2 separate regions of the Homo sapiens genome follow, and region 2 is linked to region 1. The links are chromatin contacts, found by Hi-C in ENCODE. All regions are on one chromosome and are shown on one strand. The core of a region is the stretch at or near the end of the contact, and the rest is flanking DNA. Distances in the headings are between cores, read along the strand shown. Region 1 has its middle 220 kb from the start of LINC01235. Region 2 has its middle 220 kb from the start of LINC00583.

Region 1 (4,555 bases), core at 986-3,485:
TTCATAATAAAGAAAACATATGGTAGAGTTTATTTCATGATTACAACCATTTTCCAACAGTCAAATACAACTCTCGAATTAGAAAATGTAGCAGAATTGGTGAAGTAGGAGGGAATACATGGTGAAACCTACAACTGCTGAAGATTAGGGAAAGTTGCTCCTTGCAGATACATGTAATAGCATTTAAATCTCAGCCTGTCCATTTCTAAGCACATGCAGAGAAATCCTGTATCCAATTTGGTGACTGGAAGCTTCTTATGGTCCTCAGAGAATGAGGAGAGCTGATAAAGGATTTCCTAAAATCTTTCAGGATTTTAAAAGTTTCACCTAAAACATATTCTCTAGGTGTATGGAATGGAGTTCATCAGCTACAATGGTTTTCAACTGGAAGTAATTTTGCCACTTGGGGACATCATTTGGCAACGTCTGGAGAGTTGGGGTTTTTTTTTTATGTCTATACTTTAAGTTCTGGGACACATGTACAGAATGTGCAGGTTTGTTACATAGGTATACATGTGCCATGGTGGTTTGCTGTACCCTTCAACCTGTCATCCACATTAGGTATTTCTCCTAATGCTATCCCTCCCCTTGCCTCCCACCCCCTTGACAGGCTCCAGCATGTGATGTTCCTCTCCGTGTGTCCATATGTTCTCAATGTTCAACTGCCACTTATGAGTGAGAACATGTGGTGTTTGGTTTTCTGTTCCTGTGTTAGTTTGCTGAGAATGATGGTTTTCAGCTTCATCCATGTCCCTGCAAAGGACATGAACTCATCCTTTTTTATGGCTACATAGTATTCCATGGTGTATATGTGCCACATTTTTCTTTATTCAGTCTAACATTAATGGGCATTTGGGTTGGTTCCAAGTCTTGCTATTGTGAATAGTGCTGCAGTAAACATAGGTGTGCATGTGTCTTTATAGTAGAATGATTTATAATCCTTTGGGTATATACCGAGTAATGGGATTGTTGGGTCAAATGGTATTTCTAGTTCTAGATCCTTGAGGAACCCCCACTGTCTTCTACAGTGGTTGAACTAATTTACACGCCCACCAACAGTGTAAAAGTGTTCCTATTTCTGCACATCCTCTCCGGCATCTATCGTTTCCTAACTTTTTAATGAAGGCCATTGGAAAAGCATAGTATCTGGCCCGGATAGCTCCATACCTCATGGCACGGTCCCTCACGGCTTCCCTTGGCTAGGGGAGGGAGTTTCCCGACCCCTTCTGCTTCCCTGGTGAGGCGACACCCCACCCTGCTTCAGCTCCCCCTCCGTGGGCTGCACCCACTGTCTAACTAGTCCCAGTGAGATGAACTGGCTACCTCAGTTGGAAATGCAGACATCACCTGCCTTCTGCGTTGATCTCACTGGGAGCTGCAGACTGGAGCTGTTCCCATTTAGCCATCTTTCCTGGGAATCTTTTTGTTTTAATTGTCAAGACTTGAGGACAGGAGTCGCCACTGATATCCAGTTGGTCAGTCCAGCCAGGGACGCTGTTAAATATTTTGCCGTGTATGAGACAGCCTCCCACAGCAAAGAATTATGCAGCCCCAAGTGCTGACAATAGCGGTAAGGTTGAGAAACCCCGAGCTGAGCTATCAGGGGTCACACTTCACGATGACAGTGTCAGGGCTCCCCTGGTTAAGTGTGTGATGTGGGGAAGAGTCTCTACGAGGAACAAACGATCCAAGAAGAACTAACTGGTAAGATTTTTCTTGCTAAAGTCTTGAGAAAAAAAATCAATGTTATCCTAACTCAGACTGAATTTTAAAAGAAATAATAAAAGGTCAAATGGTAAACAATCTCTTAAGGAGTTAACAGGATCCAAAGAGTTAATTTGAATAGGAATGGAAGTGAGCATAATTACGGTTGAAGCAGAGAGACAGTAAAAAGAGAGGCTCTAGCAGTTAATATCCAACAGAGAAAAGTTAGCTCGGTTAAGACTCTGGTTATGGCTGCCTGGGAAAAGGGCCTTTCTTTCAGGGAGGAAACCAGTGAATGAGTTCATGATTAGTGTCAAATTAAGGCTGTATTCTCATAGAGGAGCTATGAGTAGAAGCCAGGGAATCAGATTATTGGGGAAGTTGGAGTGCAGGAGCACCATGATAACCAGCTGAGTGTAAAAAAAAAAAAAAAAAAAAAAAAAAAAAAAGCAACTAGAAGTAAAGCCAGGATAAGCAGAAAGTCACATAGAGAGACAGGAATTGAGTGGTAAACTTGGCAGCAGGTTTGAGAATCCCAGGAGTAAACGCTCTGTGGATAAGTCTGTGGGCATAGCCACATTATGAAGCCTGTGCCCAAGGCCCTCAATCGCACTCTTCTGGCTCATGATACCCAGTCTAATTTTATCCCAATGAAAACTAAAAGATCTCATTTGACATTTCCTTGGATGTCCTTGTGTAGTATGTAATGAACCCAGACAGAAATAAACCGTGTTAAGGCTCAATTCTCAATGGAGGCAGCTACCTGCTATATTCATTCTAGATCCCAGAATCTCGATGTAAAAGTTTAGTGAGTCCAGATAGTGAAGACATTTTTCTAAAATAGTATCTCGAGAGCTATTTTATTCAGATAGTTATTAAGGCAACAAGAAGATTGATTGAAGACGACTGAACTATAGAATTTTACGCTTTAATAATTTTACTACCAGAATCATCGTGATACCCTTGCAACAAAGAGGAAAAACTCCAAGAAAGTGTAGTAAAACAACTTTGCCTCAGTAAACAAGAAAAATAAACAGGATTATAGAAATTGTGAATATAACACACCTTGAACAAATAATAATAATGAACTGAACCAGTGACATTGGCATCATGTCACGCACATTATCTTCCCACCTGCAAGGTCAATGTTACTTTATTTTATACATGATGACACTTAGCTATAAATTTTGTAAGTGGGCCCTAAAGCAGCAAAATTTGTAGAAGCAGTACTTTAGTGTTTTGGGGTTTTTTTGTGTGTGTTTTGGTCAGTAGAAGAACTACAGAGGGAGTTGAGATTTTTAAAAAGCATAGTTATTTTGCTGTTACAGTGAGAGAATTGGGCAGTGGCATTAAATTTCCACTTCAGTACTGAAAGACATACTCATCGAATACATGCCATCTCAATACAGACAGTGAACACATTTCCTGATCTCAGGATGAGAACGTGATCCTATTTATGTAGATGTGTTACGTGGAGGGCACTGGGGGTAATCAATACACAATATCTATGGGCAAAAAACAGATTTATATAGACTTTTTATTTTCAGTTAAAGACTAAGGAAAAACAATATATAGGGCATGAAAAATTTGAACCAGACGTGGAAAAGAGACCTCTGAAGACACAGACGATGAGAATATTTCTGAACATTGTTAAGTACAAGAATAAAGATATAATAAGCTGTATTATATGAGGCAACAAACAATTCTTAAATATTAGTGGCTTACAACAAATAAGTGTAGTTCTTGCTTAAATTCTATGTCTGTCATAAGTAAGCTTTACGGCTCTACTTATCTTTGTCTCCGAAGGACTCAGGCTGATGGAGCTTTGTCTTTTCCTTCTGTGACTGTCAAATCAGAGGAAGAGAGCATGGAAAACTAAGCATTGACTCTTAGAGTTTCCACTCAGAAATAACTTGCATCACTTATATGCACATTGCATTTGCTTAAGCATCACAGAGCCAGGCCTGATATCGAGATGGAGAACAGTCTTACTTTGTGCTCAAACTGAGAGAACAAACTGCTGTGAAACTCTATTTTCTAACAGCTATCACAATCAACTCTTCTGGTCACAAATATATCATTGACTTTTTCTTCTGCCAGCAAATTATACTTACTCCCTTCCTAAGTTCTATCCAATCACAACACTGAGCTGAACTTCTATATGTGGTTCCTTGTGGTCTACAAACCTGTGAAGCAAAATGAAAAGTTATCTGTCTCCCATACTGCTGATATGCAACTTCAGAAAAGGAAAGAAATTCAAAAAGGAAAGAAAGAGTTCTACATTCACTTGTTTAAAGCAATTCTGAAATCCCATTAGATAGTTATTGCAAGGGTACTCTACCCTGGAGGTGGGAAATGTTCTATCATGAGTACTTGATTTACCTGATGGAATTGTCTCTTTTGTCCTACCTTCACTGATGTCATTCATTTTATCTTTTTTTTTTTTTTTTTGCAATGGAGTCTCTCTCTGTTACCAGGCTGGAGTGCAATGGTGCAATCTTGGCTCACTGCAGCCTTCACCTCCCGGGTTCAAGCAATTCCCCTCCCTCAGCCTCCCGAGTACCTGGGACTACAGGCGCCCACCACCATACCCACCTAATTTTTTGTATTTTAGTAGAGACAGGGTTTCACCATGTTGGCCAGAAGGTCTTGATCTCCTGACCTTGTGATCGGTCTGCCTTGGCCTCTCAAAGTGCTGGGATTACAGGTGTAAGCCACTGCACCCAGCCCATTCATTTTATCTTATCCTCGGCCACATCTGGAGAGGTTTTGGAAGCTCCTTCTTCAAGTCTTGCCAGCTTCCTCACACTGCTTCATGGATGTGGAATTGTGGGGGCCTAAAGGATCTTAC
Region 2 (4,555 bases), core at 1,277-3,776, 54 kb after region 1:
ATGAATCTCTATCTCTTCTCCTTTGTGTTTTTATTGGACATCTTATTTTTCAAATGATTTAAGTTTTTAGATAATTCATGTAAGTTTTTAGATAATGCTATAAGATATAGAAACTGTAAAAAGATGATGCTTTTAAAATGCCACATAAAATGTGTGGATCCTACCACAGCTCATGCAAAGCCTACCTGAACTCTTCTCTATTATTGTAGGCGAGTCTTCCACATTGAAGGTCCTGCAATGAACAGTCCTCACCCAGATACTTTCATCTCTCTTTGGGCCTCACATGTCTCCATGGATTTTCATAGAGAATAAAAATTACCTCTCTATGATCACTATCCTTCAGCCAATACTGGGACAGGACTAAGTTGTCTTTGAAGCCTTCTTATCCCCCAGACCCCTTTCCTCTCTTCTAGTCTCTCATTCTAACCCCTAGCTATCAATGTCTCTTTTGAGGAGTTCATCCTATAGAAAGGATTCTTATACTCATTAGATTGTTAACTGTCCCTTGCTAAAGTGGTAACTGAAACATGCAGTATGGTATTGATGAGAAAAGTTGTAGATTTGAACCCAACTTTGCCTCTTATTGGAAACTTACTAAGCTCTGTTCCCTAAATTTCTCATTTATAAAATAAAGTTCATGATAGGACCTTGTAAGTGTATTATAATTAAATATTAACATCAATTTAATGCTCATAATTTAGCCAACTTAAGTTTGGATCACAGCTCCACCTTGGGCTCATAACTTAGACTGTCTGAGTATCAGTTTATCTTCAGCAGAATGGAGATAACAGTATCTATTTTTTAGTAATGTTGTTTTGATGACATAAGATAGCAGTGTAAAATGCCTTGATCATAGCTAACTCTGAAGGAATGTTAACTTCTTTGCCCATCCCTGTTAATTACAGGTTTTTCCAAAATAATGCAGTAGGGCGTATGCCTTTCGGAAACTATATTGCCTTTTAGAGGGCAATTTCAATGGACAACAACTTTTAGACCCAAGGAATTTACTGTAATGGTTGAATAGCAGGCAATGAAGACTAAATTTTGGGATAGAGAGCTATGCTCCTATAATCACAATCTACAAGTAGATATTTCTCTAATGCTAAAATGTTGCCTTACTTTCCACATATTTCCAGAAGCCCTGATCTCTACATTTCTGAATCTAAAAAGATCCATGATTCATCATGTCTAGAAATGGCTGGTCAAATATTCCTCACTCATCACAGACTACTGTAACTCTTTAAAAGGAATATTAACAATGATGGCTCCTCCCTCTCTCTTCCAATTGTGACCATTTCCACCTCATACTGCAGCACTTTCATACTACATTGTAATTAGTATTTGATCTATCTGTGCTACCTGTCTACTTTGAGGTCTTTGCCAGTCTATTCACCCTTGTGTCTCTAGCACCAATCACAGTTTCCAGCATAAAATATGTATTCTATTAATATTTATTAAATGAATAATACATCTGATGAGCACTAAACTTGGTTAAGCACAATGCTTGATTTAATCACACAATAATATTTTGAAATAGGTATTATTATCCTTCCTAATTTAGAGACCACAGCACTAAGTCTCAGAGGACTGCTGCCTTTGCAAGTTGATCTGTCACAGGTGGCAAAGATGGGATTTTAAGTCAGGTTTGTTTGGCTCAGTGATGTGCTAATAAAGGTTTAACAACCAGCTTTCCAGGAATCAAAAGCCCTTCTTTGTAGCATGTGCCAATAACTATGGTGTAAATTTTAAGCTACCAAGGTAACATCGGTGGGTTTGCAACATTCCTGAAATTTAACATTTGGCTACAAACTGACTTCATAATACCACTGGTTAGACTGCAAATGTGGGCTATTTCCAGCTTAGCCAACGCTGGTAGTCAGGTTCCTGTCTTAGTGACTTAGGATCCTAGCAATTGCTGCAGCACAGTCATCCACTATAACCTTTGACTGCTGATAATCTCTGTATTCCAGACTGTTTTGCAGCTGGTCACATGACTGACAAGTCCATTCATCAGGAATGTTCTTCCTTCACCCGAGGCCAGCCATCCACTTCAGCTTTTAGACATGAATTAAGCAGAACAGAGGTTTTTAAAGTAAATGCTTTAAGATATGCTAGTCTTCTGATTTCCCCCAACCCTAAAAAATAATTGGACAAAAGCAATACCCTGTTGGGTTGAGAATTTATAAGGGAGGGCTTCTTTGAGATGTACAGTTGTTTTGAGACTGAAATGGCAGTCGATAAGTTGTGTTCGTGTTGAAATAACAATGTAATTATGTGAAGCTGCTTATCTTTAGTATCTTCAGGCAGAAAAAATGTTTAGAAAACCTCACTGAGTCCCCAAAGTTTTCCAGGGATTGTCTGAGACGCCTTGGAATGCTAGCAGAATCCACACAGGCTGATTAGAGGGGAAGCTTTCAGCACTCTTAAAAACTCTCACGTTATTTTCTCCCTTGGGAAGCTGCTGAAGAACATGTTGTATTGGGAGTGCAAAGCCGCTAGGTCAATGGAATCATTTCTTTGTGACTTGGGGATTTCTCAGAGCCAGCAATGTTATCCAAGCTTCATCCCTGTGACTGAGGAGAATTGCATCAGCTGCTCACGGGATACCAGATCTCAGTACGACATCTATTTAAGCAATGCCCTGCATGGCAGATGTCAGAGTGCAGTTACTGGATGCACGTGTGACTGAGTACAGTGAAGCCTGGTTTATTCTCTTGGGCTTACTAGCAAGTTTCAAAAAATATTTGGAAAAAAAGTTGTGTTACAGTAATATGACTGTCAGGAAGAAAATTAGAATTATCTTTGTGTCCTATGTGTATAAAAGTTAGTTGTATGTGGTTCTTTGTGCATATTTGTAAAAATGCATGTGACATAGATGCAAAAAAGATAGGCAGTAGTGAACAGGTGTCTTCAGCTTAATGTCAAGCAACAATTTTTGTCCCAGCTCTGCTTCTATCTAACTCTGTGTCTTGAAATCACCACTTAGTGTTTCTTGTCCTTAATTATCTTGAATAGAAACACAGGGGTTTGAAATCTATGGAGTCATTTCCTTCTTTTTTAAAAATTCCTAGGTTACAGGAAATGAAATTAAGCAACAATCTTATTTCAAAAGCATCTTGAACAAGAAAACTTTCAAAAGAAATAAATGAATGATATTCAAATAATAGTATTTTTTAGAAAAAGTATTAATTTAGGATTTAAGAAAAACTCTGGTGATTTTTTTCCTTTTGGCCAAGGCTATATCCACATACATCTGGATAAAAGTGAAAAAGAAAATATGCCAATCACCCAGATGGTTCTAAGTGTTTGATATCTGTCATCATGCAGGCCAAACACCTGGGTGATTGTGTTCATTTTCACCCTTCAGCCAGATGTTTTGAAACCACGGAGGTATGTCTTACATAAAAAAAAATTAAGCAGAATGGGGTGCAGTAAGAGGTAGAAAAAGAAGAAAATCAGCAATTTTTGAGCACCTACTCCCTGTCAGACACTTTCTTTCGTATTTTAATCCTCATAAGAACTCCATGAGGCATTATCTCCAACTTATAGATAAGGAAACTGAGGCTTGGAAATCTAAATTATTTGCCAATGTCACATATCTAAGAAGTAGTAAAGCTAGGATTTGAATTCTGTATTATAGAAAAAAATATTAGAAATAAATGCAATTAAGTTACAGGTAATGAAATTAGAGCTGAGAAAGAGTGCCTGCGTAAATAACACATACATGTAGATATTGAAACAGACGTAACTACTGCTACTGTTATTCATCTTAAGAACTTTTTACTCCAAGTCTATAACAAATGCCCATAGAAGGAGTAAGCAAAACCAGCCTAGAAGAACTGGCCCACTGTTGGACAGGTCTCTTGGTTGTGCCATGTATTTCTTTGGCTCCAACCACGTAGTAAAATTGAACACAATTGTCTCATTAATTGTTTTACCTCCCTTAAGTTAGGAATCTTGGATGATTTTGTAAAACTACCTAGTTTATTATACAAGTGTATGTAGAATAGCGTGCAAATATATGTGTGATGATTTACTAGGAAGAAGATTCTGAATATTTGATTTTATAACTCATTGTAAATAACCTGGGGGGTAAACTTCCCTGTATACAGCAGAAGGCAAGTTGGCCCATCCCAAGGTTCTCAACAATGGCTTTATCTTTGGGGAAATAATGAATCAGACTATTCCTCCATTATATGCCAAGAAACATAAGTTCCTGAGCCCACATGGAAAGGGAACTGAAAGCACCCTTTGCACGACTCTGCTTATATGGTAATACTGCTGACTCACATCCAGGGCAAAAATGCCCTGCTCTTACCCAGACAGCAAGCACAGGAGAAGAGAATAACTCTTATGAGGTTACTTTACCTGGCTTCCCCACTGTTTTGTAACAATGCAGGTATGTCTTACATTAAAAAAATTAAGCAGAATGGGATGCAGTAAGACAAAAGATGATCCTGAAGATGATCATGGGTCTTGAATATGATTGTGATGGGAGGTCTGGTCCTAAGTTTACTTACCCCAGTTGCTGACCTGCAAGTTAGAGCACTGGGAA

The links. A loop is a pair of places that touch in the nucleus more often than their neighbours do. Pooled maps may share reads with other maps.
Region 2: a pooled map shows a loop between it and region 1 (2.0-fold over the local background). The contact joins two enhancer-like sites. A Hi-C loop is called at or near these places in 1 of 37 single-sample maps with no recorded cell type and 1 of 50 pooled maps.

What each region holds. Positions count from the first base shown.
Region 1 is chr9:13,650,161-13,654,715 of GRCh38, forward strand. No RefSeq gene overlaps it. Among named protein-coding and RNA genes, the nearest start is that of LINC01235, 220 kb to the left of the region's middle. Within about 2 kb of position 2,236, at least 2 of the 41 ENCODE cell types and tissues checked have a DNase peak (open chromatin) inside an H3K27ac peak, as active enhancers do.
Region 2 is chr9:13,703,610-13,708,164 of GRCh38, forward strand. No RefSeq gene overlaps it. Among named protein-coding and RNA genes, the nearest start is that of LINC00583, 220 kb to the right of the region's middle. Within about 2 kb of position 2,527, at least 8 of the 41 ENCODE cell types and tissues checked have a DNase peak (open chromatin) inside an H3K27ac peak, as active enhancers do.